6 separate regions of the Mus musculus genome follow, and regions 1, 3, 4, 5 and 6 are each linked to region 2. A link is a loop called in an ENCODE intact Hi-C map of the cell type or tissue named here. Cell type or tissue: heart. All regions are shown on one strand. Links, peaks and the distances in the headings refer to the core of each region. The heading gives the core; the rest is flanking DNA. Region 1 overlaps Fam169b (family with sequence similarity 169, member B). Region 2 holds the start of Igf1r (insulin-like growth factor I receptor). Region 3 overlaps Fam169b (family with sequence similarity 169, member B). Region 4 overlaps Igf1r (insulin-like growth factor I receptor). Region 5 overlaps 4833412C05Rik (RIKEN cDNA 4833412C05 gene). Region 6 overlaps Igf1r (insulin-like growth factor I receptor).

Region 1 (5,163 bases), core at 351-4,350, 350 kb before region 2:
CATGAAGCAGAAACCTGCCACAGATAGTCTCTCCATAATTTGAGAGAGGGTAAATGAGTCACAGACCAAACTGTCGCCGTCAGAAACGACCCCCACCCAACTGTCACTCTGCAAAAACCGAGCCCTTCCGTGCTCTAGCTGAAGGCCTTTGGCAAGTCACTTGAGCAGTGTGAGGCCCTTGTTTGTTACATTTGGAGAAGAAAATGGCCCTTTCATTCCACAAGGTCATGGGAATGTCCCAATAGTGTCCTAGCCAGTGCCCACAGCTCTGGAACGTCTGTTAATGGGAATAGCAAGAGTGAGCCCCAAAGCAGCTCTGGGTAGGGACTGTGGTCAGAGATATGCAAAATGATTCATGTCTCAAAAGAGATAAATAAGAATGGACCGCTGCATCCCTAGACATTGAAAATCCCCATATATTGTATACCACAAAATCAAGATTCCCGTTTTTAAAATCCAGGGTTCACTGGGCAGTAGTGGCATGTATCTTTAATCCCAGCACTTGGGAGGCAAAGGCAAGCAGATCTCTGTTGGTTTTGGGACCAGCCTGGTCTATATTTCAAGTTCCAGGATAGTGAGGGATACACAGAAGCGCTGTCTCAAAACAAACAAAAAAACAAAACAAAACTACAACAACAACAAAATCAGGCTCTATGTGCAGCTTGGTCATAGACACCATATCCATTAATAACTACCAGCACGGGGCTGGAGAGTTGACTCTATTAAGAGCACTAGCTGCTCTTCCAGAGGACACCAGGTTCAATTCCTAGCACCCACATAGCATCTCACAACTGTCTGTAACTCCAGTTCCAGGGACTCTGACTCCCTCACACAGGCAGACATGCAGGTAAAACACCAATGCTCATAAATGAACAAATCAATTAAAAAAAAAAAAAGCTACCAACCTGTCTTTGTGTCCTGGGGATTAACCAAACCCAGTATTTTATGTTGAGGTTCATCACGGTATATCGTGCAAAAACAAAGAGATGAAGTCTCAAGTCTGACCTAAAAAAAAAAAAAAAAAAAAAGGCAAATGAAATTACTGTTCTGCTCTCTCACGTCACTGAGGCAGGGGAATGACTTGCAATTACTCAGCCAAGTGCTCACAGAAGGAGCCCTGTTAGCAGGATGCAGGAAGAGCAGAGAAGAAAGCTTTAGCCACCCTGGATATGGTCTTGCGTTCTCTCTCTCTCTCTCTCTTTCTCTCTTTCTCTCTCTCTCTCTCTCTCTTTCTCTCTCTCTCTCTGACTCCTTCTCCATCCTGGACCTCCATAGACCTCAACCTGCAAGGCTGACAGCCTCACTCCACCTCACACAGACAACTATGGTGCCGTTCTCATCTTCTCGAGAGCCCTGGTAGCCTGGAGTAGATTGAGCCCAGGCTGTACCCCCCCCCCATAGATGTTCCTGCTGTCTGTGACCCTGGTACCAGCTCTGAAAGCAGCCTTGAAAATGTGTCCTCTGTCTGAGCCCTCCAGGCTCAGTCCTGTCCTTAAGCCCAAAGACTCAGTCCCAGGAGGTTTTGCTAGTCATCGGGAGGAAACAGATCACCTCTGAGGGCCACATCTAAGGCCCTCTTTGTAAACATCCAACCCTCTGCTCCCAGCTCCTGACACAAGAAGGCCAATACATTCCATGACCAACTTTGTTTTGAAAACTGAGACTATAGGAAAATTAGAGAAGAATGTGCAGCTGGGCCAGGCAGGCAGGTTCTTGTAAAAAGTTTACAGCGGACCACCACCGTTATAGAGAACTGTTTCCTGGCAAATCCCGGGGGGTGGGGGTGGGGGCGTGGGGGGTGGTAAGGACTGGCAACTATCTTGGGACCTCCCTCTTTTTTTCGGAGTGACCTATCCCAGGTTTTTTAAAGCAGGCAAAAATCTCAGCATTTGAAATGATGGGGAAGGAAGATTGCAAGTTCTTGAGCCAGTCTGGGCTACACAGCAAAACCCTGGCTCAAAAAATAAATAAATAAATAAATAAATAAACAAATAAATAAATAAATAAAAATGCACGTGGAAAGGAAAAATGTAAAAATAAAGAAACACATTAACATGTTTTTAGCAGTTAACCCCACATGGCTTTGCTCCCTCCGTCTTTCGTTGTAGCCCTTAAACACCATACAAATGAACATGTGCGTTTTTTAAACCAGAAAAAAAAAAATCAGCAAGTATTTTAAATGCAACGTCAAGACAAGAAAAAAATTAATTGTGAAACAAAGAAAGTCAAGACATGTTGCCTCCTCAAACCACTTCCTCGTCGTTCCTTTCAGCCAGAGAATCTTTGGATAGCAAAAGTCCCTGCCGTGTCGGCTGCGAGGAGGCTCACTCCTGGTGAGCAGGATTCAGTGTGCCAAATAGCACCCTGCTCCCTGCCCCTGTCCCTGCCCCTGTGTCCCTACTCACTGCTAAATAGTAGAGATCCAAATAATGGGTTTCACCTAGCTCCCTTCTCTTTAGGAAAGGAGGAAGGAAGAAGTCATGTTGGCATGTCATCTCACCTTCAAACATCTTCATGTCAGCAACTTTCTGTTTCTGTTAGTAACCTTAGCCTTATCCCTTCGATGAGCATGCTGCACGTTGGGGTTTATTTTCCTAAGTTATTCATAAGTATGAGTGTTGTAACAGCAGATTGTGGAAGCTGTGTCCAAAAACAAACAAACAAACGAAAAAACCTGGGGACACAGCTCTTCTTGCATCTCTCAAGCTCCCCCTGGCCACCAGCACCCAGCGATCAGTGTCCGATGGAGCCCTGTGTCTTTCTCCTACATCACCACTAGGGGGCGCTAAGAGCACACAAGGTCAGCAAGCGCCCACTGGGGCTCAACAGCTTGAGGTCCCCCACTGGAGGGGTATTCTTCTAAGAGGGACTTGCCTGTTAGCTCCGGACCTCCAAAATCTCAAGGAAGCCATGGTTTATAACTGCATATGCCGCTGTTTTCGTTAACTCTGGTACAAAAAGACGTCCCTCTACTAGCTCTGCCTGCCAGCCAGATCACAACCATTTCTGGCAGGAGTGAAATGATCCACACTTAAAACAAATGTGGATACTGCCTACTGTGAGGAAAACAGTCTTAGACAGTCGGGGTTGGAAGAGGGCACAGCCAGGGAAGTGCAAACTTGGTAAGCAGGAGGGCCTGAGTTTACTCCCACCATAGCATACACAAAAAGACAGGTAACGAAAAACCAAACAAAAAACAAAAAACAAACCACAGCTGGGCAGTGGTGGCGCACGCCTTTAATCCTAGCACTTGGGAGGCAGAGGCAGGTGGATTTCTGAGTTCGAGGCCACCCTGGTCTAAAAAGTGAGTTCCAGGACAGCCAGGGCTATACAGAGAAACCTTGTCTCAAAAAACAAAAACAAACAAACAAAAAAGGACAGATAAGATGCGCTGGGGAAATAGTGAGAGACCTTGTCTCAAAACACAAATCGGATTGTATATTGTATATAAATGCACTCTGAGGTTGTCCTCGAGATTCATGCATGTGTACATACGCAGGCACACACATAACACATATTTTTAAATCTTGCCACAATCCCAACGAATAAAATTTCTAGTTTTCTGTGTGTCCTCTTGCAGAACCTATTCACAATGCACAGAACCTCAGCAACACAAAAATATTGTAAGTGACACAGCTTCACTCCACGTCAAATGTCAGAACTGAATCAAACCTTGGAGGGCAGACATGAGCTACTCCCTCCCTTTAAAATGAAGAAACTGAGATTCAGCTGAGCATACACAAGCTCATTTAATCCTCATGCCAGCCCCACAAGGAAAGTGGTGCAATGCCCTGAATTCAGTGAGAACATCAAGATAAGAGAGGAGAAAACCCTTGAGAACCGAGCTCGTCCGTGATAGAAATGGGATTCCCACAGGTTATCTGGCCCACAGCTCACCAACTGGACCCACCAACAATATAAATAAAGACACGGAAACTCTTACACATTTTAAAGCTTAAGCCTTTAACTTGGGCTCAGTCCCAGCTATGCTAACCTGACTAATTCTGGCTTACATCCCACCCCACGGCCAGTCCTGCTAGATCCACACTCAGAACTTCAGATTTCTAGTGAAGGGTTTCCTTGAATGGCCCATCACCAGTCTGATAATTAATAAATATTCATCCTTCTGTACCTGCTGATTGGCTTTAACAAAGATCTGCCAGCCAATAGTAAAGCAGGAAGCGGAGGGCGGAACTTCCGGGCAGAGAAAGGGCTCTGGGAGAGGAAATCAGAAGCGAGAGATTCAGCCAGATGTGGTGGTGGATGGAGAATTCAGAGAACAAGAGATGTAGACCTGGCTATGCGGTAGGACGTAGGCCAGAATTAGTCAGGTTAGAATAGCTGGGAAAGAGCCCAAGTTAAAAGCCTAAGCTTTAAAATATATAAAGAATTTCTGGGTCTTTATTTATAGAGCTGGGGGGCGGGGGAGTTCGGGTAAGTACCTTTATACGAATTCTTTCGTATTCCCTCCAGAAGTTTCGTTTAATCAGTGTGTTGGTCTTTGTTCTTCTAAATCTGAGATGTTGTTTCTATGACATCTCTCTTTCTAAGTTAGATTGGGCAGAGCCCTCCTCTAAGAAAAGTTAAACATACCTGCTCCCCAGTGGAAAGGGAGATAACCTCTGCTGAGGTCTGGGCTCCTTCCCTGAGCATCTCATAGTAAGCCTCGGCTGCTGCCTGATAGCCCTCCGCGTCATCCTCCAGGATGTCCACAGGGTAAGCCTCTGTAGGAGAAAAAAAAAACGGGATAAAATTAATTTTACACTGTCACTAAAAGGAACGTTAATTATTTCAATTTTTGGTTTGGTTTTTTTTTTTTTTTTTTAAGACAGGTTTTCTCTACGTAGTCCTGGCTGGCCTGTAGCTCAGACTATAGACCAGGCTAGCCTCAAACTCACAGAGATCTATCTGCCTGCCTCTGCCTCCAGAGCACTGGGATTAAAGGCTTGCACCTGGCTATTTCAAGGGTGTTTGTTTGTTTATTTGGTTGGTTTGGTTTTTTTGGTTTTCTTGTTTTTCGAGACAAGGTTTCTCTGTGTAGCCCTGGCTGTCCTGGAACTCACTTTGTAGACCAGGCTGGCGTCGAACTCAGAAATCCGCCTGCCTCTGCCTCCTGAGAGCTGGGATTAAAGGCGTGCACCACCACGCCCAGCTTATTTCAAG
Region 2 (5,163 bases), core at 818-4,817:
TTTTTAGGAGACAACCACAATAACTCTCAAGTGCATGTTGATTTTCAAAACAGAAAGCGGCCCTACATTATCTGGCTGCTCCCTTTCCTAGGTCTGCTCATTCTCCCGCTACAAAACAAACATGTCTGCAGGGCTGCCTTTCTTCAAGAAACTTCCACAGTCCCAAGTTAAAGATGAAAACATATCCACAGATGTCGCACTCCAAAGAATCACCATTCCTTAAACCTAATACCTGTATGGCTGGAAGACTGCCTCTGCTGGCACCCAGAGACTTTCTCCTCAGTTATGTGGTTTAGCACCTTTGGGGCTAAAACTTAACCCTTCAGCTGTAAAGAGGGAAGGGCAGACACCCAGACAGAACTTTAGCAGGCCCTAACCAGGATCCCAAGTGCTTTCAGGATGGCCATCAAACTTTAGGAAATTGACCATCATAAAAGGCGGCTCTCAGGAAGCGTTTGGTCCCCACCGGATTAAAAACAACACAATGAAAGACCCTTCTCCTGCTGCCCCTGCTCTGGACAAAGAATATCCTTCAGCAAGACCCAGCTCCGTCCTGTTTCGGATGCCTGCATCCTGCCCCAAGAAGCAAGGCAAGGCCACCACTGCTTCTTTGCATTGCAGAACTTCTGCTGTTAAATAGCAAAAGTAGAGATGTACACAGTACAATAAGATGCCATAGGAAAATGGACTCGTTCCTAGTGTCTTCTAAACCATATTTAGTCCTTAAAGGCTAGAAATCTTCCCTGCCCCCAAACACCATCTAACCGCCTTTCACCCAATCCAGTGTGCTCAAAGTTTGGAAAACAAAGGGCAGGAGAGCCCAGATTTGTGAGGTCGGCCATAGTCTGCGAGTCTTTCTCTAGTCTTACTATAGCTATAGTTCTTTTAAGAACTACTCGGACTCCATCATAGATATTTCTTAAAAGAGGCTCAAGGGTTTGTTTATAGAAACAGCCTTTGTGAACTACGGCAGCGGTAGGGTCCCTAGCAGGCTCCATCGTGTCACACCCCCCCCCCACCCCAACTCAAGGCTAGGTCGTGATTTTTCGAAGTTAATAGGCACCACCTGCATACATTCTGCAAACATTACTCATCCGCACGCCCTCACTTCCCCAGCCCCTACTCGGAGACTGCATTTAAACTTTTAATCGCGTTCAAATTACTCTACCATCTCTAAAGCACCAGTATGCCACACTGTTTTTCTCGAGAACAAAACCCCCTCCTCCTCCTCCTGCCCGCATACACTGTGGAGAGTTCTCATTCCCAGAGACACCCCCCACCACCACCTACTCCTACCCGACACCACCAAAACAAAAGCTATCAGATTGCAAGCGATAGCAAGCATGAGCGATACTGCTTATTAAGTATGTACAAAGGAAGTGCAGAGCGGGGGGGGGGGGGGGGGAGGTGTTGGCAGTGCACCACAACTTTGGCCACAACAAAACCAAGGCCAGGGCTCCGCGCTCGCAAAACAAAACAACCACCCGTCCACTACCACACTACAGATCCCGTCGCAGCTCAACCCACCGCACACATCTCTCCCCCAGGCTGGGAGTCCGGTTCTCCCCTCGCGGTCGTGTGGCTGTGGATGCACCTAAATCCGCGCTGAACACGTGTGTGTGGAAAAGCACGTCGACTCTGCACAAGGGTGGACGTACCTATCTCCTCTTACTAAGACGCTCTGGGAAAAAAGTGTCCAGAGCTGGATAGAAACTGAGAGCCCCTAAGCCGAGGATCATCCAACCCTCCCCCCACGAAGAAAGTCCCAAGTTCACACTTTCCTAGAGGAAAATGGTGGGCACACCCTGCACCCCAAGGCCACACTGGACTGTCCAAGTTATCAAGCCTTGGGGTAGGTGGGTAGACGCCCACAGGCTCCAGAGAAGCGAAAGGCCAAGAACCTGAGGGGGTCGATGGGCCCAACAAGTTGGGTGATAGGAGGCTGCGCCCTGATGTTTGGAAACGTGTCCTGGGGCCGCGAGGCTTCCAACCATCCTGTATCTCCCCCTCAAGAACAACTTACACCCCGCAGGGTAGGAGGCTCCGAATTGCCGCCACGGAGCACTAGGTCTACCCCAGCAACCACCCGTGGAGCCTCCAAGGGTGCTGTCATGGTGAGCTGCGCGGGATGGGCGCTGGGGTGCCAAGTGGAGCGCCCCGGAGGGGGGGGGGCGAGAGTAGCGGGGTTCCCGAGGCCACCCAGACGCCAACTTCCCCACCAAGCGCCTACGCGGGGGCTGCCCCTGACCCGCCAGCGAGAAGGCACTGCCCACCCACCAGGCCGCGTGCGGGACAGCGCTCCCCGGACAGCGAAAGAGAAAGCCCTAAGGCCCTTCCCGCGCGCAGATGCGCTGAGCTAGGGCTCTAGGAGCTCCTGAGTCGTGAACTCTCGGGCCCTGCTCTACTCCGGCCTTCCGAGAGAGCCCCACCCTCCACTCCCGAGCCCCGAAGTCCGACAGCTGCGCCCGTGGCAACTGGGTTTTCCCAAACAGGGCGCAGCCCCTCGGAGGAAAAGTTCCCGCAGTGGCCGCGGGCGGCGGGCAAATACTCACTTTCTCCACTCGTCGGCCAGAGAGAGAGCGCGGCGGAGAGAAACACGAGCCCCCACAGCGAGGTCGGGGACCCTCCTCCGGAGCCAGACTTCATTCCTTTTATTTGGGACGAAATTCCCTTTTCTCAAAAATAGAAAAAAAAAAAAAAAAGAAAAGAAAAAAAGAAAAAAAAAGTCTCCAACTCAGTCCTCACTCTCGTCCAAAAACAAGAGCGCAGGCGACGATCCTCGGAAAGCGGCGTGGACAAGGAGGGTGGCGCGGGGCGGCCCCTCAGCGCCGGCAGCAGCGGCCCACGGGGCGGCGGAGTCGGGAAGCCGGGGCGCGCCGGGGCGGGCTGTCGGCGTCGTCGGCCTCCATTTGCAAACGCAGAGATGCAGAAGAAGGAGGAAAACTGTACAGAAAGAGGAGCAAAGCCCAAATCGCCGCAGGCGAGGACAAACGCCACCCGATCCCCGGAGGGAACGACCACCGGAGCCTACGCGGCGGGAGAGCGCGACGCAGTTGGCGAGACTGGTCCGAAGTCCCGGGCGCGGGCGAGGCCGGCGAGGGGCAGAAATGCGGAGTGGAAATGAATGAGCGGTTCCCCCTCCTCCGGCTCCTCCTCCTCCTCTGGGCTCCGCTCGCCGCCGCCTCCTCCCTCAGCGCCGCCGCCGCGAGCTCCTTCCCAAATCCAGGACACACACAAAGCGGCGGCCGCGCAGCGCTCAGCGCTCCCGCCGCCCCGCGTCGGCCCCCGCCCGCCGCCGACTCCGTGCGCGGGGGCTCCGGCTCGCTGAAGGTCAAAGCCGAGCACGCCGCGTGCCGTGGAGCTCTCGCAGGCACGGGGAGAGGCGTGGAGGGTCCGGAGAGCGGGGCCGAGGGTCTGCGAGCGCCGGGCGCGCCGGGACAGGCTCGCAGGCAGCTTCCCTGTCGCTCGCCTCTCTCGAGTTCGCCCGGTGCGCTCGCTCCTCCTCGGTTCCCCCCCCCCCTCCTTTTTTTTTCCGCTCAGCGGAGTTAATGCTGGTAAACAAGAACCTCAGCCTCACCGCGCCGCCGCCGCCGCCGCCACACACTGGGGGCTCTACGCGCGCGCTCTCGGGGCCGCGCACACGTGCCCGCGCGCACACTCCAAGCGGCTACAGCCGCAGTCCCGGCGCGCCGAGGGCCGGGCCCCGACTCGGCAGGCGCCAAGAGCCGGAGTTCGGGATCGCAGGGACGTGCGGAGCGGAGCGCGGGCGTGGGGAGCCGGGCCCAGGAGGCACCGCCCCCCGCGCCTCCACCCGCGCCGGCCCCCGCGCGCACACTGAGCCACGCGCGCGCCCACGCTTCCGCCCCCACCCGCACTGCGCCGGCCGGCCCTGTCCGCACCCTCCCCTCCCGCAGGACTCCAAAAAACAATGCCCGGGGCGCCGGTGGGACTCGGTGGCCAGGGGGGCGGCGGCAGGGCGGGCGGGCAGCAGAGCGGGCGGGCTGCGGGCGCGGTGGGCGGGGAGTGCGGCCTCGGAGCTTCATTGAAAACAACAACAGCGCGGCTGGAGAGCGCGCTGGCCGACTCCGTGAAAAAGCTTCATTGTTTCTTGCAGCTGTTGCAAAATAAATAAATAAGTGCATGCATGCGGCATTTTTTTCGCAGTGTGGTGGAAAGCCCGGACGCGACGGGAGGGGCACACCTGGGGGAAAGGGGACCCCTGAAGACTGCTACGCAAGGCACTTTCCACGCCAGGCTTGGGCGCCCGTGGCGGCGCTCCTTGGGTGTTCCGGTGCTTGCGCGCAGTCGGGGAGCGGACAGGGTGCGGTCCGCGAGGCTCTATTCTCGAAGCACAGCGATTCCACCGCGGGCCCCCAGCCCTGGAAAGGGAACCCAGACAGGCGGCCCCTCGTGCCCAGGACCCGTCTCCGCGGCGGCCGCCAGAGGGCGCGACCGCAGCCTGGGAGGGCTGGCTCCGGGAATGTCGCCTCCCTCCCTCCGGGGGAGGAAATGTGGGGGCCCCGAGTCGGGGACCGACTCGGCTGGGTCGTGCTAGCCGGGCCTCCCAGCCCCATTCCTCTCCCGCCCTGAGGGCGCTCCACCGCATCGTGCTGGTCCGTGCTCCACCACGTGGGCAGCTGCGGAGAAGGACCGCAGCGCGTGTCAGGCTGCGGGAACCCGCAGCTGGGGGGCGTGTCCGAGGGCTTCCCAGGGAGGGGATTGCGGGCGGGGACCCTAACCCGGACAACGTCGTCTGGCTCGGGTCCCAGTCTTAGGAATGTGCGGCCGCCACCCGGAATCGGTGGCCACTGCAGAAACCCACCCGCACCTGCCTCCATTCCCCCCTCCCCTCCGCGTCCCTCTAGCTTCATTTGATCTGTAAGTGACTTGAAACTAGCACCAGCCCAAGTCTCCTCGGTGTTTTTTCTCAACTGTGCCAGGGGAGAGGTTTCCCCAAGACGAGGCTTTCCCAGGACTGCCATCTAATGAACAAACACTGCGGAGGCCAGGTCCTCAAAGGGGGAGAAACCAGCAATGGCTAGAGAAAGGAGTTTGAAATACGTGGACTTTTAAAAATAGTGATTTGATCACGTGTCGCCCTTAATGCGGTCGGGCTTCATGACTCAGGCTAATTGATATCCACGATAAATAAAAAGATGGCTC
Region 3 (5,163 bases), core at 454-4,453, 400 kb before region 2:
TATATAAAAATATATTTAATATATACTATATCCCTCCCTGAGGACTTATAGACAGATACTGATTGAAGAAAGAGGTAAGATGTTTTCTTCAGTGGTATAGCAGGAAGAGGTAAGGAGAAGAGAGAGGGTCAATGGGAGGGGGAGGGGGGAATTAGAGGGTAACAGGGCAATGACTGTGGTGAAAATACATTATACACAAGTAGGAAGTGTCATAATAGAACTCAGTGAATATGGTTGATATATGCCAATGTATTTTTTTAAGTTGGCATTCTGCCTTTGAGTGTGCAGCCATACATGCACACACACATACACATACACACACACACACACATTCACAGTCACACACATTCATACACACATTCACACTCACACACATATATACACACACATACATACACACATACACACACACTTATATATACACACACATACACACACATTCATACACATACACACATTCATACACACACATATATACACATTCACACTCACATTCATACACACACACATATACACACATACACACATATATACACACATACACATTCACACACACACATTCATACACACACCACACACACACACATACATACACACATTCATACACACACATATACACACACATACATACACACATACATACATACACATATACCACACACACACATACACACATATGCACAATACACACACACACACACACACACACACACACACACACACACATACACACCCCTTCAAATACTCCAGACTCCAGCTGCTTCCTCTGAAAGGGCCAACTTTTTTCTTTTTACCCATGTACAGCTTTCAAAGACGACCCGAGACTTACGGGACTATCTTCTGCTTCTGTGGAGTCTCCTATCCCAGAAATCACTGCTTAACAGAATGAGCCATGTTCCTTCACACGGACAAGAGTTAGGTTTTAGAGTTGACCCTTTAAGGATTTCAGAGCGATCACCCAGTATGCATACGGGCTGGCTTCAGGGAAAACACCAAATCTTATCAAATATTGAGCACCAAGCTACTAAGAAAGACTTGGTGACCTGATTTCCCCTCAAGACCCCCATCATGCCGGAGGATGCAAACACCCAACTTCATTCTCCTGTCAGCAGCAGACTGGGAAGGCATCGGGAAAAGAGCAAGGTAGATTTGCTTTGCTTTTGTTCTACGTGAGATGCTGGTCTGCAGCCAGATTTAAGACTCAGATCTTTCACTAATTCTCTAACCATATGAGGGTCAGACTCCTAGTTTCCTTCCGACTTCATGAGTGCTTGTCTGTCTGAGAGATGAAATTACCAAAACGAAATGCCTAATTATAAAGATCTCTTCTTATCTCATCCCTCTATCCCCGAGACTGGGAAGCTTTTAAGCACCAATCAACATCCGTATGGTCCACTGCTAGGGAGGAGCCTAGAGCCCAGGTGTCCAAGGAGCTGGGAGCTGCGAGGCAGTCACTAAGAAAGGCAAGATGATTGCTGAGGACACGGAAAGGCAGTGGAATGGTAGATTGCTACTGTACCTTGTGGCTTTCTCCATGATTAAACTGTGTGGGTCCATCCTCCTGAGAAGCCTGCCCGGGAGTGTCCGTGTCCTCTTCAGAACATTTAGGGTGCACGGTGCTCCCTAAACAAGAGAACAGGATAAGCGAACCCCTCCCCACACATCGATGCTGAGGCCCCACTTCATTCTCATGATCTCCACTTTGATCTTTGCTACACTGGTCTCCTCTGAGGACAGCTGCAAGGTGTCAGGGGACATAAAGGGGTAGGCAATTCAGTGGTGGGGATGTAGCTCAGCTAGGAGAGTGTTCAGCGTGCCTCACCAGCCTTGTCTACTTACTATCTAATGCCTAAGAAAGTGCCTGCCTGCACCGTAAACTGTTATCAAATGAAATAATGAAAGAATACATGGGTGGGTGGGTGGAGTAAATGAATATATTCTCAAGTTCCCACCGTCCTTTATATTTTTGTGTGCTGTGAGACAACTCATGTTAGCAAAAATCAAATGTTTACTTGCATTTCATTTCTAACCAATTAATGTCCCATGACTTTTGATACACTAATTGGAATGATGCGTATCTGGGGAACCAGACATTCAGGTACATCGGTAAGAGCCGGCTCCATTTCAGGACTGCAGTGCATAACAATGGCCACTAGAGGGAACCATAAAACCTGCCCAAAACAGCACTCGACAAAACTCTCTTCACAGTAAAAACTCAAGCAGGTTATTTAGGCTCGCCACATTCCCAGGCATACTGGATCACCATAAAATTGCTGTTGTTGTTGTACTATGTAATGTACAGCTAATGAGAACAAGCTGCAACAAGACTCGGACTCCAGTTTTCTGGCCCTCTGACTTTAGAAAAGCAGAACTCCCTTCCCACATTTCGATCTATGTACATGATCCATCCAGAGGTTTTTTTTTGTTTGTTTGGTTGGTTTGGGTTTTTCATAAGTGGAAGGAAAGCATTTTTCCCATGGATGACAAAGTGAACGTGATAAATTCATCTAGAAAAAGAAAATTAAAATGTGAAACTTCAAAGGGAAAAACTTTTGATTTCCCACCTCCAGCAACATTTTTTTCCTGCAAAAAAATTTTTTTTCCTTGTTGAGATATTCAATTTCATCCCCTCCAGTAAAGAGACTGTAGGCATGTACAGACTGACTGGGAAATCACATCAGAGGGAACTATGGTGCTATCGGTCAAGTTTCAAAGGTCTCCCATGTAACTGAGAGCAGGGAAGGGGGGAGGCATTTCCCACAAACTCCTCTCTCAAAGGGTCTGAAAAAAAAAATCTAACAATTTCCAGGGTCATTACAAGCCACAGATGTTATCAACAGCCAGGGCTATGCAAACTTTAAAAAGACCCAGCCCACAAATGGAGCCACTTCACTACACACCCACTCAAGCTTCCACACAGAGCCCAGTGACTCTCCCTTTAAAACGGGCTCACTCATGACTTTTCCAAACTCAGAAGCCATGAGTGGGGAAGAGGGAGAACCTCTGGTTCCGGTTTCATTTCCCTACACACAGAGTGGTAGAGGCCCTCTAAAACATCGCTTCTCATCCCGTCAGTCATGACCCCTTTGGAGGTGGACATCTCTTTTACAGGGGTCTCATATCAGATATCCTATGTATCATATATTTACATTATGATTCACAAGAGGAGCAAATTACAGTTACAAAGCAGCAACGAAAATAATTTTACGGTTGGGGGTCACCACAGCGTGAGAAACTGGATTTAAGGGCCGCAGCGTTAGGAAAGTTGAGAACCACTGCTCCAAAATAACAGAAATACGGGAGAGCGAGAGTTAGAACGCAGAAAATACGTTCAAAATTTTGAAAAAGGAACTCTAGGGATCACTGGCTAACTGAAGATTAAAACTAAGTGGCATGGTAAGACGCCCAAGGTAAAGAACGTTCTGGAACATTCAAGACCTGTGAAAAATTCTAGCTGGTGATCTGCAACGAAGAGGGAAGCCGATTAGAAGCAGACCCTGCCCAGCATCAGTGCCGATTTCTGATTATGTCCTGTAGCCCCTGCTTACCAGCTGGGAAAACCCCTGCAGACATCAGTGAGGTGGCTGAAGGCCTAACCACTGCACCGTACTGCCTGGGAGCCCTGAGGGTGACGCTGGAAACAAGCCAAGATTTAAAGAATGAAAAGACCCTTTAGTTTTTTTTTCTCTCAAAAACTACGGAGTCTGAGTAATCTAATTATAAGCTAATTACAAGAATGACTCTTCCTGCAAAGGACTCTGGTCCTCTCCTTTGCTATTTGAGAGTAGGAGTTGGTAACTCTCAGAGTGGATTAGCATCTGATTTCCAGATCAGCTTCCCCTGACCAGACCACACAGACTCCCAACTCTTGAAATAAACCCCGGGGGAATTCTCCGGGAGGAAGTCATCTCCCCAATTAGGCCAAAACCGCCTCCTCCCCACCCAGACCCTCTGGCCAGGCAATTTTCACATTCCAATATGCATGCACTTTTTCCACTCCCAGCCAAGAGACTGTGTAGCTGGACCCTCATTTGTGAAGCTCTGTTATAAACGTATTCGGATGGCCAGGGGCACAGGCTGGCTTCCCTTCCCTCCTAACACAGTGCCACAGGGCAAGTCATTTAACTGCATCATTTGGATCACAGTCACAGCTCTGCCCAGCTCCTTCCCTGGCACTCCTTCACCTCATTAATATCTGTAAGGAGCCATTAAGCCTTACAGCTGAAGGGTGCCGTTAAGGCAAGACCCAACACTATTATCATCAATAAGGTCTCAGGCACTTGCCTGTCACCTCCTGAGTTAAGGCAGTCACCCACCTAGAAAGGCAGCCTATACCCTGGCCTATCCACCCCTAATGAGCCACCGGCTTCTGCAGAAACATCCAGATGAATGTGATGGGCGCCCACATCGCGGAAGGGAAGAAACGCTATCACTTTAACTTAGGGCAGTATATTTAAACTGCTGGATGCTTATCTCCAGAAACAAGAGGCACCTGCGGCTGCAATGTCCGGGTACCGAAGCCCCTCCCCAGCCCCTCACGTGGAACCTGTGCAGATGTGAAAACTTCTGTGGGAGTCAGAAAGCCACCTGCAAATCCTGGAACAAGCAAGTCTTCATTCCCTCTGGCCATCTGAAGGTTCTGCCTCCCTTGAGGAACCTGCCATTAAAGCCCTACCTTGCTCCCTTGAAAGATCCCTCTATCCAAACCTCACTGGCAAGCCAGGGCACTGTCTGGGGCCACCCAGATCTGACAACAGCCGGGTCAACAGTAGATGAACAGCACATCTGCAGGGCACGATAGCATCCTGCCTGCCGTTCAAAAGATGAAGATGGCTACTGTTGCCTCAAGATCTCACAGCCACTGTGCAGAGCTCACAAGGTCAGGCCAGTCAAAACCAGCAGGGATGACGGAGGGGCTAGCAAAGCCCCACCTGGAGCTGAGAAGCTATTGGTAGCTAGTGATGATGCCCGGGGAGGGATGGTTACTTTTGTTTGGGCTGTGGCCACTTGTCGACTGCCCAGGCTCAGGTGGTTGGCCCCACCCCCAACCACATACAGATAGCACTAATTGGATGCAATGAGAGAGTTAAAAAAAAAAATTAAACAATTTTAAAAATAGGGATGTGAAGTTAGGGAGGATGGAGATAGTCATAAGCCATCGTG
Region 4 (5,163 bases), core at 385-4,384, 180 kb before region 2:
CAAGCCCACTGCATGACAAAGGTCATTGAGCCCTCACAGCCATACACAGACATCACGGCTTTCCTTTCAGGCAGTGGACAAGGAGGCTAACGGAGGTGAACTTACTTGGCCTGGATGAGGCAGCTAATAAGGGACAGGAGCTGGTACACACATCATCACAACATTCTTCATTACGGTCTCTTTCTGCCTTCAACCCCTTGCCCAGTTTGTAACTTCATAAGGTGGGGTAATGATGCCAGGAACTTTGTAGCCCTGAGGCAGAACTCTGCCCCAGCTGTGGCCTTCGTAACCTCCCCTTACTACAAGCGACACAGCCACCTCCACTCAAATCCTGACGACAGCTCAGTATATAACGGTAGCGTGTTACATACTAACTTGGTCATTTTGGGGAAAGCTGCTTGTGTGTGTAAAGGGGGGGGGGTGGTTTGGGGCTTGGGATCAAACAAATGAGTAAGTAGGAAAAAAGACCAACCATCCACTGAGATCCTAACCAGGCTTTCATAACTTAAGACTGGAGTCTTCCACAAACTCACACAGGTAGCCATAGAAGCTACTCCTGGAAATCCAATCCTGGCCAGAACATGCTAGGGCCACCCACATTCCTACCTGCAGCAACCTTCCTTTCTCCCTCAGCATCAACCCTAAGATCCTCCAGGGCTCTGTAGCTCAGTAACTTTGCAGGGTGTTAAGTCTAGAGGAGCCCAGAGGTCCGTGGCCTCCCATGTGGGGGTTACAATTCCTACAACCTTAAATCCTGTAAAGCGTGCCCACAAGGTCCTTCAGCTTCTCGCCAGAACTTCCAAACCTTGCCTTTACACTTAACAAAGCTTCCTACTAAATATCTACACCAAATTTCCGTACATTAGTTTTTCTTTCTGCTTGTGAAAGGGGTGGTGGTGGTGGTGAAACTAGTCAAGATCGGATATCCTCTGCAATACCAGCTTCTAGAAAAGAGCGTTTTTGAATGGGATGCCACGTGCTGTGTTTTGCCATATTGCCTGCGCTTCCTGCTTGGAGCCAGAGTAACAGAAACCTTGGGCACTGGGAACTGTTCCGTGCCACGCAAATTCCACTCCGTATCTTCCAGGCAACCCTGTCGCAAATAATTCATGTCCACTACGCCCCTACCACACAGAATACAACTACATTGTGCTGCTAGAAATGGGAAACCTGATTCAGATCAGAGAAGGTAGAAAAACATTTAGTTCAACACAATACTGCCTTTATGAAAAGGGGCGTGCGCCGGGTGGTGGTGTAAATCCCAAACCTGTAAGTGGGGATAGATTTCAAGACGAATTTTGGAAGAAAATGCAGAATCAAAATAGCATCCAGCTTGACTCAGACCAGTAATAATAATAACAACAACAAAAACCCAGCCAGTCCTTCTAGAGCTACGCCTGTTTAGGCTGCGCGGTGCTCTTAATGGCCAGCCAGCCTGTTCTCCTGGGAAATGGTGCTGCTGCTACAGCGTGACTTGCTTTGCGTGCTGCAATAAAAGGAAAACAAGCTTGCACGACCCAATAGCTTCCTTCAGTTTGTGCCTAGCAGCGGGGAGAAAATTAAAAAAAAAAAAAAAAAAAGCCTGAAAAGGGGTCCTGAGGCAAGGTGAATGGAGGACAGGATCCTAGAGAACAGCACTGCCCTGCAGGATTTTTGTAAACAGCAGCCTGTAATGGCCACGGTTAGAGAAAGAAAAACAGACATGGAGGGAAGCGTGTTTACAACTGCAGCAAGGGCGGGAGGCGGAGGGAGGGATTCCCCGGCTCTGCGCTCGGCCCTCTTCACTCCGGTGGGGCCCCGGGGTTGGGCTGAGCTTCAGCTCCCCACCCCAATCCGTGCTTTCTTGGGGGGCCCCCCATCTTGTTTATGGGAAGGTTACTCCTCCTCGGCTCTGGTGATCGCGTCCCTAATACTCCAGCTGCATCCTTGCGGGATGCCAGCTTGACTGACAAGTCCTGCAGCCAATCGCTGGTTGGGCCCTTAGGAAAGGTGGAATTTCCCAACAAACTGATTGGCTGAGAGAGAGGGCGGGCCCTGGTGATTGGCGTGTTATTCCGAGTAGAAAGTAGTAAACAACCTTGGTCCAGGGGCGGTGGGGAGGGCGCCCGGTGCCAGCTCCCTCTGGCTGGCAGGGCGGGGTGGGGAAGCACCCGAGACAAAAGGAATCCTGGCTGCCACAGCGGGGAGGGCAGGAAGGGGGTGGCCCCAAAAGTCAGCACCTGGAGGCGTCGTTTGGAGCCCCCCCCCCCCCCCCCCCGAGCCAGAACTGCTGACTTTAAGCCACACATCGTTTTTTTGTTTTGTGCAGAACCTCAAAGGTTTTGTTTCCATCATTTTCACTTCTTGTATGGCTGACGAAGTCTCCAATGGAATGATAACCGATTTAGTCGCTTTTGTCCAGAAGCCCCTTCCTCACCGTCGAATAAAAATTTAAAATTGTCTTTTACGAAAGTTGCTTTAAATCACACACTAAAATTGTTGCACTATACAATACGCCATTAATGGCATGCTGGTGCACCAGACACACAGCTACATCTTTTGATAGCAAGTTTTAGGAGCTCTGAGCCTATTGGGAGCAGCTGGGATGGAGAACATACACAAAAAGAAACAACACATGACGGCGTTGGGACCACTTGATAAGAAATAAGCGGTTAACTTGCCTTGCCCATAGTATTTCTGGCAGTCTCACTTGAATCTCCCATTCCCTCACTCCAGCTTCACCATCCTTACAGGACCCCAGGCGGAGGAAACCATCTGCTCTTAGGATGGGGGGCTCTGCTCACCCCGCACATAAACATGCTCACAAGTCGCTATCCTGAGCAAGCCTCCTCAATGTAAAAGGGGACCAGGAGGCCAGCCAAGCCGGCTCTCTCCACTTCAATGCTTGTTGAATATACAGAGACCACGTTGTCACTTTTCACAATCAAGATATATCGGTATCACGATATATCGATAACGGGTACTTTATAGGAGATAACAGTGCAAACTGGCCACCTGGCATTCTCCTTTGCCATTCTAGTCCCTCACCTCTGCTATCTCCTATGGAGCCTGCCACAAGCAACCCCAGTAAATGTTCACCCCAAGTCACCTTTGCTGTATAAAACATGGATTTAGGCTTTCCTTGGTCCTTGCAGCCTGGCATCAGACCCCAAACCAGTAGCTACTTTCATTGTAGGCACCCTCCCTCTGGACACTTTGTTCTGTTCCCAGGTCCCTGCCCAGACCACACACATCATTTTACTCAACGTTGGTTTTTATGCTTTCTAGACTTTACCTCTGCCTGCCCAGGAGAGGCCACTGTTCTCCACCGTTCTCCCTGGCCCAGCTACCCCACTTCTTGCAGAAGACTGAAATTTGTTTTCTTAGCACTAAGTCTCTGATAGGGCTTTAATGCTGTATTTAGACTCCACTCCTACGTTAAGACCCTGAACTTCCTGAGGCCTGGAATGGTATTATCTTCAGATTTGGGTCTTCAGTGGAGATGGGCTTCTACTAAAGTGCCCGCTGCAAACTTGCCAAATATTTCTAGGATTCTTCCCTAGCATCCTGAGTATGCCTACCCCTGAAAATCTTTCCTTACACACGTGCAATTAATGTGTTTTCTCTGCTGGGTCAACAACTCTGTTTTCTCTACTTGGCAAATTTCCACTCTGCCTAAAATCACTTCCTCTCTTGGCATACCTTTCACAACCTCCCACCAACTACACTGTGTACCAAGAGCAGAGAGGTCTCTTTCCGTTCTTACTTCTCTGGCCAGAATTAGCTACAAAACTAGAACTAGCATGGTTTGTTGGTAAAGGAAGAGCGGAGAGGCAAAATTTCAGAAGTGGTATCACCTGTACATCTGCATAACCAACCCATTGCCATCTGTAGGGGTGAAGCAGCGCCATGCTCCGTTTGTGGCTGTGATGGTCTCCCCCTGCTTTCTGTCTGAAGGCCTCTGTCTCTGAGGTGGATTCTTACTCCCCCCTCCATCTCAATCAGAGATCTCCTCCTGGCTCTTATGCTATCAACTCTGCACATCCCCGATTCCTTTCCACCATGACACTGAACTGTCATCTCCTTTTCTATCTGACCAGTCACTGACTTGCTCACAGTTTAGTCTGTCCGCCATACAGCCATATCCAGTGTTCTAAGAATTGTGGGGTTCCACAGCTGGGGCTCAGTCTCTGCTTACGCCCTCATGTGACATCTGTCATCAACCCTCCATCTTTCTAAGCCTTTAATGGTGGAAAAGAGTAAACCTGTAGATAAAGAGTGGTACCAGATTTCACCTTAAGATTACAGATACTTGTTTGTGAATAGAATTTGTTCTGGTACAGGCAAATGCACGGTTTAAAATCAAAACTAACAAAATATACAGTATATTAGCTGGGAACAAATAGCCAACTAAAGCAATGTAAAGCTGGGAGTCTGTATTCTGGCTCAAAGCCCATCACGGTGAGGCAAACATGATGGCCTGAGCTTCAGGATGCTCATTACCACACTGCATCCTCAGTCAAGAAGCAGAGAGAACTGGTTCCCAGGACAGGGGCTGGTGCTGCCTAAGTCTTGGTCTTCCCGTCTTTAAGTTAACACGGCCCTTGGCAGGCATGCCTGAAGCTTGACTTTTCGGTGATTACAGACCCTATCAAACACCATAAATAATAACACCACACATATATTACATATATAAAAACTATAACACAGAACACTCAATTGGCTTTCAGTAAGTGGGCTATTTTTTTTTCTTTGTTGCTTAATGTATTCTAGATCTGTCTATGTTTACAAACGGTATGTCTTCTCTACTAACAAATAGGATTTCAAATTAAAAAGCTGAACAGCAAAGGAGACAGTGAAGAGACAATCTGTTAGCTTTTCATCTGACAAGGGATTAATATACTGAATATATAAAGAACAAAATTTAAATGTCAAAAGAACAAATAATCAAACCAATAAATGGGCAAATTAATCAAATGGGCAGTTTTCAAAAGAAGCACAAAAGACCAATACATACATGAGAAATGCTCAACACCCTTAGCCACCAGGGAAATGCAAATGTAAACCACACCGAGATTCAAATCTCACCCCATTCACAATGGAGCACATTAAGACAACCATCAACAAACACTGGCAAGGATGCAGGGGGAAATGTGCCTGTACACATTGTTGGTGGAAATAAAA
Region 5 (5,163 bases), core at 392-4,391, 160 kb after region 2:
TATGCACCTATGAGATTTGTAGCTCTCACTCCTGGGTGTGTTTGCAAAGGGCTCAGAGACAAGCAGAGCCTAAGGGCTGTGACCTACTGGGTGGTTTCATCTGTGCATAGACTCGGAGTTTTAATAACTCATAAGGAAATGGTAGACTGCAGAAAATGGTCCTGCTGGAGGAAGTGGGGTGTTGGGGACATACCTTCTGAGAGTGGCTTTCTGTGTTACTCTCTGCTTCCTGAATACTACAAGGAGATCCACTGTCTTCTACTGTTCCCTGCTTTGTGATGGGCCCCCAAACAACAGAACCATCCAACTGTGAGTTAAAACTGGGTCCAGTAGCCAGAGAGAATTCTCCCTTCCTTAAGTCTTTCTTTCAATTATTTTATTGCAGCATCGAAACACTGAGCAACATGGTAAGTTTGGAAAGCTTTGCAAAGCATCACCCTCTTTTGTGTGACCTCGAGGCTCTGAGAAAGTCCTACGGGAAAAGGCTTTTGTTTAACAGTCTCACCCAGGAAATTCCAGACTTATTTGACACTGGGACTTTTGGTAGCAACTTGCCTTTATTAACATCCCAGGGAACTAGAATTCTGTGGCAGACATTGGGACAATGCTATTGGGTTGCCAACCAGTGCATTGGTGACTTGACCTGAGCAAGAGGGAGCTAACTCACCACCCAGCCATCACCCACTGATTGGAGCTAGGCTGAAGCTTAGCCTTGCTGGTTTTCCTGACGGAACCCGCACCAGCAGCCGGCTTGAGTCTCCAATTTGCTTACGGCCTTGTGGACTCCTCAGCTTCCATAAATCCATTATCCAATCCTTGCAATCAATTAATTATTCACATTCTACTGGTTCTGTTTTCTCTGGAGAATCCTGTCTAATTGGATTTTGGTAGAAAGGTCCACCAGGCCTTAAGGTTCAGGCTAACCAGTGAACAGACAGCCATGAAGATTGTCTCGTGTCCTGCTTGTTGCTCTCCGGCTTGGAGATGGAGCCTACATCAGTCAGGAGTGCTCTGACTTCAGAATACAGAAGTTACACAATCTGCCAAAATGAATATGTTATAAATTTCGATGGGGAAAAAAAATCCAAATGGCAGAAACACCGATAGAGTGATTACGCTTCGTTTTAGAGCTAATTTTTATACAAAAATTGTCTTGAAGTTGTTTCTCTGGACTTTGCCCATAATCGTTGCATGTTGAGTTCTTACAGGGAATCAGCAGATGGCTCTTTAATGAACCAACAGTGCACGACCAAGAAGTGTGGAGGCTGGTGTTTATTTTCAGATCAAAGGGAGAAAAATTAAGCCCAGAGGTGCTTGTTTTCCGGAAAAATCACACTCTTGTGTGTTAGGGTGACAGAAATCTTCTTGATTTCACAATTTTCTCCTACCCGCCCCATTTACTCCCACACTAATCTGAATCTATAAATAGGGTTTAAATATTGCTCTTCTGAGGCTGGGCGTGTTGCTCGGTGGTAGAGCGATTCACTTAGCTTGCAAGAGGCCCCGAGTTTGATTCCCGGATGAGCCAAAGTCAGCGATAAATACATAGTGCCTCTTGCCTATTTGCAACAAGGCGAACTAGCTACTTTTAATTAAAAGGTTTCCAAAAAGCCTCACTCCGAATAAAGGGTGCGGCCTTTCCATAAAGAACGCCTTGCTGTAATTTACACCCAAGAAAAAGATGTAGGCCAGGAAGAAGAAAGGAACCGTCTCGCTTTGACCGCAGAAAAAGCCAGGGTTAAAACAATCCGATGGGTTTGTACCTTTCCTTTCACCTTTGTGGGCCCCTCAGAACTTGATGCCAGCCAACGCGGTGAGGCCAAGCCTGCAGAATACTTGCTCTGGAATCTGCTCTGCTCTCTCTCCTAGCTTCCTGCTTGCCCACGGAACAGTTATTGGAAAACACCTGGTATTGAAATGCTATCGTGTGGACAATCCGCCATCTAGTGGCCTGAGAGAGAATTGCAAAAACAGCTTTCGGGGGTTATTTGCCAAAAGTGGCCTTCAGACCAAAGTTATTTATGCCAATAATTCTTAGGCTTTGCTTCACATTATAACGTCTCAGGGAGCTTGTAAAAGTCTGATGCCAAGGCTACACCCGCATACCAACTAAGTCGGAATTCCTGGGAATTGCAATGGGTCGTGCTTGTGAGCTGCGATCTTTGCAACCAAAGCAGTTGATTAAAACAAAGAAAGTGTCAGGCAGTCTCGTGTGTTTCTGTGAGATACTGTGTGTGCTGATTTCTTCTCCCTTCTCTCTCCCCCAACTTTTATTTTCAGACAAGATCTCATGTGTCCTGGGCTGTTCCTGAGTTCCTGATAGTCTTGCCTCCACCAGACCCTCCCCTACCGCCCACTCATTGCTAGAATTATAGGTGTGTGCCACAATGCATGGTTTTGATATCCTCCCTCCCTCCCTCCTCCCTCCCTCCCTTCCTCTTTTTCTTTTTCTTTCATCTTTAAAAATGGGACCAATATACATAATACTAGATTGTTGGCAAGCACAAACTTGAAGTTTGACTCCTTGGAGTGTCAAACATGTGCTTTAGCTAAACATATCTGCCATGGGGACCTTTGATGACTGGTTCCATGAAACACTGGATCATTGTATATAACACACCATGAGAATCGCTGTGTGTTATGGTTTGAATGTAAAATGTGGACCCCTGTCCCACCCTCCTTGTATGACTCAGTCCTCAGACAGTGGTGCAACTTACGTTGGCTCTGGAACTTTTACAGCCAGAGGTCTAGTTGGCATAGGACCAAGTACCATCTGGGCAGAGCTACATCTGGGCAGAGCTACATCTGGGCAGAGCTATAGAGGTATAGCACACAGCTTCTTGACCTACAGGGCTGTAAGGAACTCATGCTTCAGGTTTCCACCACTCCAGTCTGGTGTCTAGAACTGATGGATGGCTGCCTGATGCCTGTACCCCTTAAAGTGTGAATTGAAATACATCTCCCCTCCCCTCTGTTGCTTTAGCTGGGTATCTTAACACAGTAGTGAGAAAGCTAACTGCACACAATGAATCACTTAGTCCTGACCTGACTACACAATAGATTCTATTTAGATGAATTTTATTAGGAGTCTATAACATTACCTTTCACTTGCTTTTTTTTTTATGTTCTTTTTTTTTTTAATTTTTTATTAGGTATTTAGCTCATTTACATTTCCAATGCTATACCAAAAGTCCCCCATACCCACCCACTCCCACTCCCCTACCCACCCACTCACCCTTTTTGACCCTGGCATTCCCCTGTACTGGGGCATATAAAGTTTGCGTGTCCAATGGGCCTCTCTTTGCAGTGATGGCCGACTAGGCCATCTTTTGATACATATGCAGCTAGAGTCAAGAGCTCCGGGGTACTGGTTAGTTCATAATGTTGTTCCACCTATAGGGTTGCAGATCCCTTTAGCTCCTTGGGTACTTTCTCTAGCTCCTCCATTGGGAGCCCTGTGATCCATCCATTAGCTGACTGTGAGCATCCACTTCTGTGTTTGCTAGGCCCCCGCATAGTCTCACAAGAGACAGCTACATCTGGGTCCTTTCGATAAAATCTTGCTAGTGTATGCAATGGTGTCAGCATTTGGATGCTGATTATGGGGTGGATCCCTGGATATGGCAGTCTCTACATGGTCCATCCTTTCATCTCAGCTCCAAACTTTGTCTCTGTAACTCCTTCCAAGGGTGTTTTGTTCCCACTTCTAAGGAGGGTCACTTGCTTTTTAAAAAAGATTTATTTTTATTTTTAAATTACATCTAGGTGTGTCTGCACACGAGAGATCAAGTACCCACAGAGGCAGGAGTCATCAGATTTTCCTGAGCTGGGGCTGTGGGCAGTTTGAGCTGTCCGATGTGGGGGTGGGGGAACTAGGCATTCTCTAGATTCTCTTGACTGTTGGGTCATCACTCTAGCCCTTTAATTTTGAATTTTTTGAAATGTATCTTTTTATTACATTTACTTACTTTGTATGTGTGTGCATGTGTGTGTGTGTGTGTGTGTGTGTGTAACATGTGCATGCACACACATATACTGTGGTAGGTATGTAGAAGTCAGAACAAAGGAGGAAGTTATTTCTCTTATTCACAACCTGGGCTCTGGGTATTGAACTCAGGCCATCCTATTTGGTGGCAGGCCCCTTTAACGCCAAACCATTTCTCTGGTCCACCTTTGGAAGTTAATGTTACAGGCATCCCATAAATCAACAGTAGTTCTAACTTTTTTCCAACAGGTGTATGGACACTGTGGACACATGTCCCTTGAAGTCTGGCCTCCACCAGTACATTGCCTGGGTTAAATTCCACACATGTCTGGCCCTGAAGCCAGTACTGTGTGCTTTCTTCAGCTAAAGCAAGCCCCCCTCCATCTCTTCTGTAGCTTCCTAGGTCCTGGGCTCATCAAGCAATTGAAATCTTTCAAAATGATCGGTAAGGAGTGTGAGCGTGTTTGTTGTTGTACCTTGTATTTCCCTAGCAGGCAGATCAAAACGTCTTTCCACACGATAGTAAAAATTTGCCTTCTACTTGCTGAAGGCTTGATAATTAAGTCTCTGAAATGGACAGTAAAGAGTCAACAAATGGCAAACTTTGTAATTATGTTCATAACTATGCATGTCCCACAGAACACTAGATTTAAGAGTTGGGTGGTTAAAGCAATATGCATATGTACATGTATGTATATATGTGCACATACATACATATATAACATGCATGCATTATATATTATGTTCTGTTATATGTTACACACTACATGTTATATATACATACATACACGCATATATACACATAGGCATATACATAAGGCAAGGTTTCACATTGTAGTCCAGGCTGGCCTAGAACGCACTATGTAGCTCAGGTTTGCAACTGATGAATTAAAAATGGCACCCACTAGTGGAGTGGGATGGTGGCATCAAACTCATAACACTTCTGTCTTAGTCTCCTGAGTGATAGAATCACAGGCAGGAGCCACCCCACTTTGGTTAAAGCCCAATGGAATCCTGAGCTATGAGAAAGAGTGGGGGCAGGGCAGTGACAACTTAAGGCAGGGCGAGGGAGGAGTTGTCTAATGAATAAAGCTCTGGTGTGCAGATAAAAAGTGTCTTCCATAGACAAATACTTTCTCAAATGTCAACTTTTCTTAAAGACCTAAGTTTCTTTGACC
Region 6 (5,163 bases), core at 798-4,797, 120 kb before region 2:
CTCAACTCCTGGACTCTGGACCCAGGGAAACTAGTCTCTTGCTGATGGATGGAGGACGCTCCTGTGAGTATTTACACTACACTGCAGGCTTAGGGAATGTCACCACCAAACAGTGCCATTTCAATCCTTAACCCAGCTCCAAGAACTCCTCAAGTGGGTGAGAGAGGCTGTCATTCCATCTTCCTGGGCTCCCTGACCTCAGGAGTGGTTAGAGCAGCAACAGGAGAGCGAGCATTTCCATTTCAGGAGGTTAAAGTACAGACACCCGCTCTACCATCTTGTGACCACAGCCTGGTGACAATGTCCTTCCAGAGCAATTCCAAACAAGCCCGGTGAATGAAGAATACATGCAGAGCTCGACTTTCCTCTGGGGTTCAAGGTAAAAGGCGCAGAGGGGTTCCATGTTCAGTAAGTATGGCGAACACTTATGTTCCCAGGTTCTGAGGAGACCATGGAAATTCTCTGCATGTCCTCAAGCATACAAAGGAACACGAAGTGACTCTCTCACTGACCCGGAAAGATCACAGGCAGTACTTCCCTTGCGACTGGATGAGCTATTTTCATTGAAAATAATTTTTAACTCAGTGGTTAACAATTAGAGTACCAAGTGATGACACTCTGCAATGGTGGTAATTTTTTCATCACTCCAGTTAAATGAGCCAAGGAAAACAGGCTCAAGGTTTCCTCACTTTACCCTTAATGTCCAAGGTTCAAACACATGCTGGTCCTAAAGGGTTGGAGTCAAAGCCCTCACGTAGGTCAACCTGAGAGGAAAGAGAACTCTTATCTGTAGGCTCTGCGTTTAAGTGGCTGTACTTGCAGAAACCTAAGTATGTCTGACATTCTAGGGTACCCAGAGACCGAACATCAGAAGAAAGCAGGAGATGGAGGATGGAAGGGGCAACGAAAAGGGTCTGCTGTGTGGCTGACCACTGAAAGACCAACAACCCCGACTAGATCAGAAAGCAAGACCAACAGCCCCAGCCTCTATCTAGGCCGTGCTCCCGCATGTAGGCTGTGTAGGTAGAGCTGGCTTAAGGAAACCCAGCATGAACTCTCCAGGTCTACAATGATTACTGGTGCTATCCTTCTTAGTCAGACCACGCGCCTTGCTTTGCCTGAAGAGCTGAATGTCTGAACTATAGATGGATGGGATCCAGGAGAAACTCACAGGAAAACTACCACGACGCATTACATGTGAGTATGCACGACGTAATCGTAACAGACTCGAGTTATCAAATGCAAAATTCAAAATACCCCCCTCCCCCCCAAGGGTTTCTAGTTATCCCCACAGTGCTGACAGATGCTCAGGACAAACTCCACAGAACAACTCAAAGCCACAGTCCATTGAATTCCAGTGTCTATGTCCTGGCTACTGACCGATACCACCTCCTACAAACAGTCCTTAAACAGTAAAGGCGTCTACCCCTGAATGTATCACGTTAACTCTGGATGACTTAACACTCAAACCAGTGACTACTTTCCACTCCGTGCTCTCAAATTTGGAGCAACGGCAGGTACTTCCACCATTATGAGGGAACAGGAACTGTGACAGGTGATGGAAAGGAAGATCAAGAATCAAACTCACAAGAACTTCAGGTACCTGTCTGGTACAACCAATTCCTGGTACAAATTAGATATGCACAGTATTACTTCTAAAAACACTCTGTACATTAAGAAAATGAGATTCTACTCCTTGTAACAATAAGTCATTCTCATGAGCTGGAGGTTAATTACTGGGAGACACCAACCAATCCAATGAAAGGTTCAGCTGCAAAACTGAATTTTGAAATCATAATTATAAACTACAAGAACTGGGAGCGATTTTCCCCCTTTATAAGCTGGCCATCTTCTAAACACACAGGCAAAGGCACTTAAGTGTGTCTGTGTTCTTTCTCCTTTACTACAAAGTATCAAAACAAAAGACCTTAGACATGTGAGGCAGGGGAGGCGGCTCACCGGTAAGGTCACAAAAGCAAGAGGACCTGAATTCAGATCCCCAGAACCCACTGAAAAGTCAGAAGAAGGCGGACAGTGACAGGTGGTCAGCCATTCTAGCTGGTTCAGTCACCAGTAGGTTCAGTGTGAAACCCTAGATCAAAAATCACACAAGGTGAAGAGAAGCTAAGTGTGACTTCTAATGTTGATATCTCTCTCTCTCTCTCTCTCTCTCTCTCTCTCTCTCTCTCACACACACACACACACATACACATACACACACACACAGTCCTTTCTCCTTAAACCTGTATAAAGGTATAATGCATTTCCTAGTAAAATCCCAGCAACATTGTTTCCAGTATAGACAAGGTGATGGTAACTAAGTTAGCAACAGGAAGAACTGGGGTCAGGTTATCTGATTTTAAAATCTAGGATGCGGTGAGACCATTCAAAACTTCCTGACACTGGCAAAGAAACAAGCCACACTCCAACGCAGCAGCACAGAGAGTCTGGCGCACAGCCAGTGCAGCACATGACAGAGCTGACAAGGCTCAAACTCAGTCCAATGGGGAAAGAGCAGTCTAGTCTACAGATGGCGCTCCCGGGAGCGGGGAGAAAATTCACCCCAACCTCATTCTTATACTTTACTTAAAACAAAACAACCCAAACAGCTCACGCCATTCAAATTCAACTTAAGTCATCAAACAGTAAAGTTGGCAGGGACTGGGGGGCAGGGGATCCCTGGAATCTATCACTAGACACAGAGTTCCTGGTTTAGGTTACAAGAGAAAAAAAAAATCATAAAAAGAAAAACCAGGACACCAGGCTTTCACAAAATTAAAAAATTTTGCTCGGTGAAAGACTGTTAAGGAGATAAAAAGATAAAGCACAGACTGGGAGAAAATATTTACAAACCACGGGCCTGACAAAGAGCTGGAGTCTGGGATCTATAAAGAACTCTGAAAACTCAACATTACAAAATAAACAATCTAATTAGAGCAAAAGATGAACAGATGCTTCACCAAAGAGGAGGGCATATAAATAGTAAACAAACACGGGAGAAGGTGTGTGACATCATTAGCCACCAGGGAAATGCAAATTAAAACCACAAATGAGATAGCACTTCATATCAACACACACACACACACACACACACACACACACACACACACACACACACACACAAGGAAGTTAGGGGACCCCTGGTCACTCAGACTTCGTTGAGGAGAATAGATTAAAAAATGGCACAGCTACTCTGGACTGTTTGGGTGTCTTTACAAACAAACATGCAGCTATTATTCTATAAAATAGAAATTAAACTTGTGACACTTCTCCCAAAGAAAAGAAAGCTTACATTTGCCAAGACCTGAACAGAGAGGGGTGGATAGGTAAACTATGGGATGTTTAAAAAGGAACAAATATTATAAAATGACCCTAAAGTGATAAGCCTTTGAGAGGGAGTACAGATTCTTTGTGACCTTGGGAAAGGAGGTTTACAGTAAGGAGGGTAATAGGTAAAGAGATATGGACCCACGCACTGGCCGGATGCTTCCTGATGCAGCAACAGCAATTTGCTGTTTGCCAAACTGTATTACAGTTTTACAAAGTGTGGGGGGGGGGGGCGCAGACATAGCATGGGATAGTGTAATTTCTTGTAACTGCTCGAGTCTGTGACTCTACAGTCTCTCGGGAATGAAGGGGGTTTTCTTTTTAATGGACATAAAAATATTCCAACAAGTAAATTAATTTCATGCCTTCAAGCAGGCTAAGCAGATGGCTTCTTGCAAACCACACTGCCTTGGTTACAGGACATCATCCAGACTCAGGACATCTACTGCCCGTGCACTACCACTTCATCGGAAGTCACAGCTCCAAAAGGGGACTTAGCTCAAGTGTGCATGTAGAAACGCCATCTCTAAGTTAGACTGCATTCTTAGCACAAGTTGCTATTTTAATCATAGTAGCTTAGGAACACATACGGTGAAAACAAGACAATAAACTAAAAAAAAAAAAAATCATAATATCTCATCAAAGTTACTGGCACAAACACATTTCTAAGCCGATTAGGGAGCTAAGTTCTGACAGGACTATTTGCAAGTCAAAGCAAGCCCACCCAAGACATCCCTACTGAAGGCTTGTTTGTAATGTAACATAAACACTTAATCTGGTGCTTGCAACAGTTGCCTTGTCCTCCTAACATCAGGCAACAATTAAAAATAGCCAGGCCAATCAGAGTGGTCTGGCTGTGAATGACAAGGAAAAGTATGAAGCTGGAAAAGGTAAAGAAGGAGGCGGAGAAGGACCCTGGGACTCTCTGGAGCTGCACATATGCTCTGTGCGTGTCTAATGTAAACAGTGCTGTCCAAATCACCTGCAATAAAGACTCAAGGAGGCGGAGAATGTATATGCAGTTCATTACTTTAAAATACAACCATAACATATACATGTAGACCACTTTTTGTTTATTTTCAGACAGGATTTCTCTGTGTAGCCCTGGCTGTCCTAGAACTCCCTCTGCAGACCAGGCTGGCCTCAAACTCACAGAGATCCTCCTGCCTCTGCCTCTTAAGTGCTGGGATTAAAAGTATGTGCCACCACTGCTCGACACAAATTTAGATTTCTATCAGTTGTAGTTAAGGAAGATTTTTTTTTCATGTAATTAAATTGTTAAAAGAAAAAAAAAAGATTATTCCCTTTCATCCCAAATGCATGATTCAGTTTAACTAAATCTAGTACCAAGTTTTGTCCCTTCTTAAAAAGTGGCTGAATCAGCAACTCACAAACTGAAATCTGTCCAAGACCTCTTTGGAGTAAAAGGAAGGTTATTTGCTCAAACCAGTATGAACCACTGCAGCATGGACTCCTCTGTCCACTCCTGAAGTGAGGCTCTGGAAGGTTACAATCTTAATCTCAATCTCTTCCCCTCCCCCTCCCCCCCTCAAATCCCCCAGTGCAGGAGATTGCTTTACGGCATGTGGTATGGGCCTGGTGTGGTCTCCTATACCAGTTTGGATGGAGAAGAAGACAGAAGGACACTCCACTAATGCGTTTTCTTTATTTTGGCTTGGCTCTTTTCTGGAGGTGCTTGGCATGCTTGGGGGCTTACCAACTATCTCAGGATCCCTGCAACACGTGGGTACTCCTAGCTACATCTAGGACTTTGGTGGTATTTAGGGAACAGGGGTCTACAATTCTGGAAAAGTTATGCTTGTGACTTTAAGTGCA

Evidence for each region. A loop is a pair of places that touch in the nucleus more often than their neighbours do. Peaks named below come from ENCODE experiments on the same cell type or tissue, not always from the same donor. Only the 100,000 strongest peaks of a DNase experiment are listed, where the experiment ranks them.
Region 1: a loop joins it to region 2, with 4 times the contacts of the local background. A loop is called at or near these places in 19 of 42 quality-filtered maps.
Region 3: a loop joins it to region 2, with 2.0 times the contacts of the local background. A loop is called at or near these places in 7 of 42 quality-filtered maps.
Region 4: it touches region 2 in a loop (7-fold over the local background); 30 of 42 quality-filtered maps call a loop at or near these places.
Region 5: a loop joins it to region 2, with 4 times the contacts of the local background. A loop is called at or near these places in 14 of 42 quality-filtered maps.
Region 6: it touches region 2 in a loop (2.2-fold over the local background); 4 of 42 quality-filtered maps call a loop at or near these places.

The regions. Positions count from the first base shown.
Region 1 is chr7:68,300,394-68,305,556 of GRCm38, reverse strand. Fam169b (family with sequence similarity 169, member B) reads right to left here. Exons shown (of 9, transcript NM_001374636.1): 2 at 4,594-4,724; 3 at 906-1,005. Among named protein-coding and RNA genes, the nearest start is that of Gm16157, 26 kb to the right of the region's middle. In heart, for the core only: a CTCF peak has its summit at 2,783 (motif pointing right); a DNase peak (open chromatin) is centred at 2,786; H3K4me3 peaks cover 787 bases.
Region 2 is chr7:67,950,342-67,955,504 of GRCm38, reverse strand. It overlaps Igf1r (insulin-like growth factor I receptor), which reads right to left and starts at 3,248. Exons shown (of 21, transcript NM_010513.2): 1 at 2,553-3,248. The coding sequence starts at 2,646. In heart, for the core only: a CTCF peak has its summit at 2,542; DNase peaks (open chromatin) are centred at 2,194, 3,174, 3,724, 4,364 and 1 weaker place; H3K4me3 peaks cover 4,000 bases; H3K27ac peaks cover 4,000 bases.
Region 3 is chr7:68,354,645-68,359,807 of GRCm38, reverse strand. Fam169b (family with sequence similarity 169, member B) reads right to left here. Exons shown (of 9, transcript NM_001374636.1): 8 at 1,520-1,623. Among named protein-coding and RNA genes, the nearest start is that of Gm16158, 4.0 kb to the right of the region's middle. In heart, for the core only: no CTCF peak of the experiment used is centred there; a DNase peak (open chromatin) is centred at 2,172; H3K27me3 peaks cover 1,129 bases.
Region 4 is chr7:68,126,014-68,131,176 of GRCm38, reverse strand. All of the region lies in intron 2 of Igf1r (insulin-like growth factor I receptor), which reads right to left. Among named protein-coding and RNA genes, the nearest start is that of Gm51488, 8.6 kb to the left of the region's middle. In heart, for the core only: CTCF peaks have their summits at 1,121, 2,169 and 3,285; DNase peaks (open chromatin) are centred at 1,066, 1,876, 2,766 and 3,066; H3K4me3 peaks cover 2,259 bases; H3K27ac peaks cover 3,176 bases.
Region 5 is chr7:67,785,666-67,790,828 of GRCm38, reverse strand. 4833412C05Rik (RIKEN cDNA 4833412C05 gene) reads left to right here. Exons shown (of 3, transcript NR_045954.1): 2 at 4,235-4,430. Among named protein-coding and RNA genes, the nearest start is that of Gm34350, 15 kb to the left of the region's middle. In heart, for the core only: a CTCF peak has its summit at 1,950 (motif pointing left); a DNase peak (open chromatin) is centred at 1,938; H3K27ac peaks cover 288 bases.
Region 6 is chr7:68,068,121-68,073,283 of GRCm38, reverse strand. The region is part of intron 2 of Igf1r (insulin-like growth factor I receptor); the gene reads right to left. Among named protein-coding and RNA genes, the nearest start is that of Gm51488, 66 kb to the left of the region's middle. In heart, for the core only: a CTCF peak has its summit at 2,534; a DNase peak (open chromatin) is centred at 2,513; H3K27ac peaks cover 1,761 bases.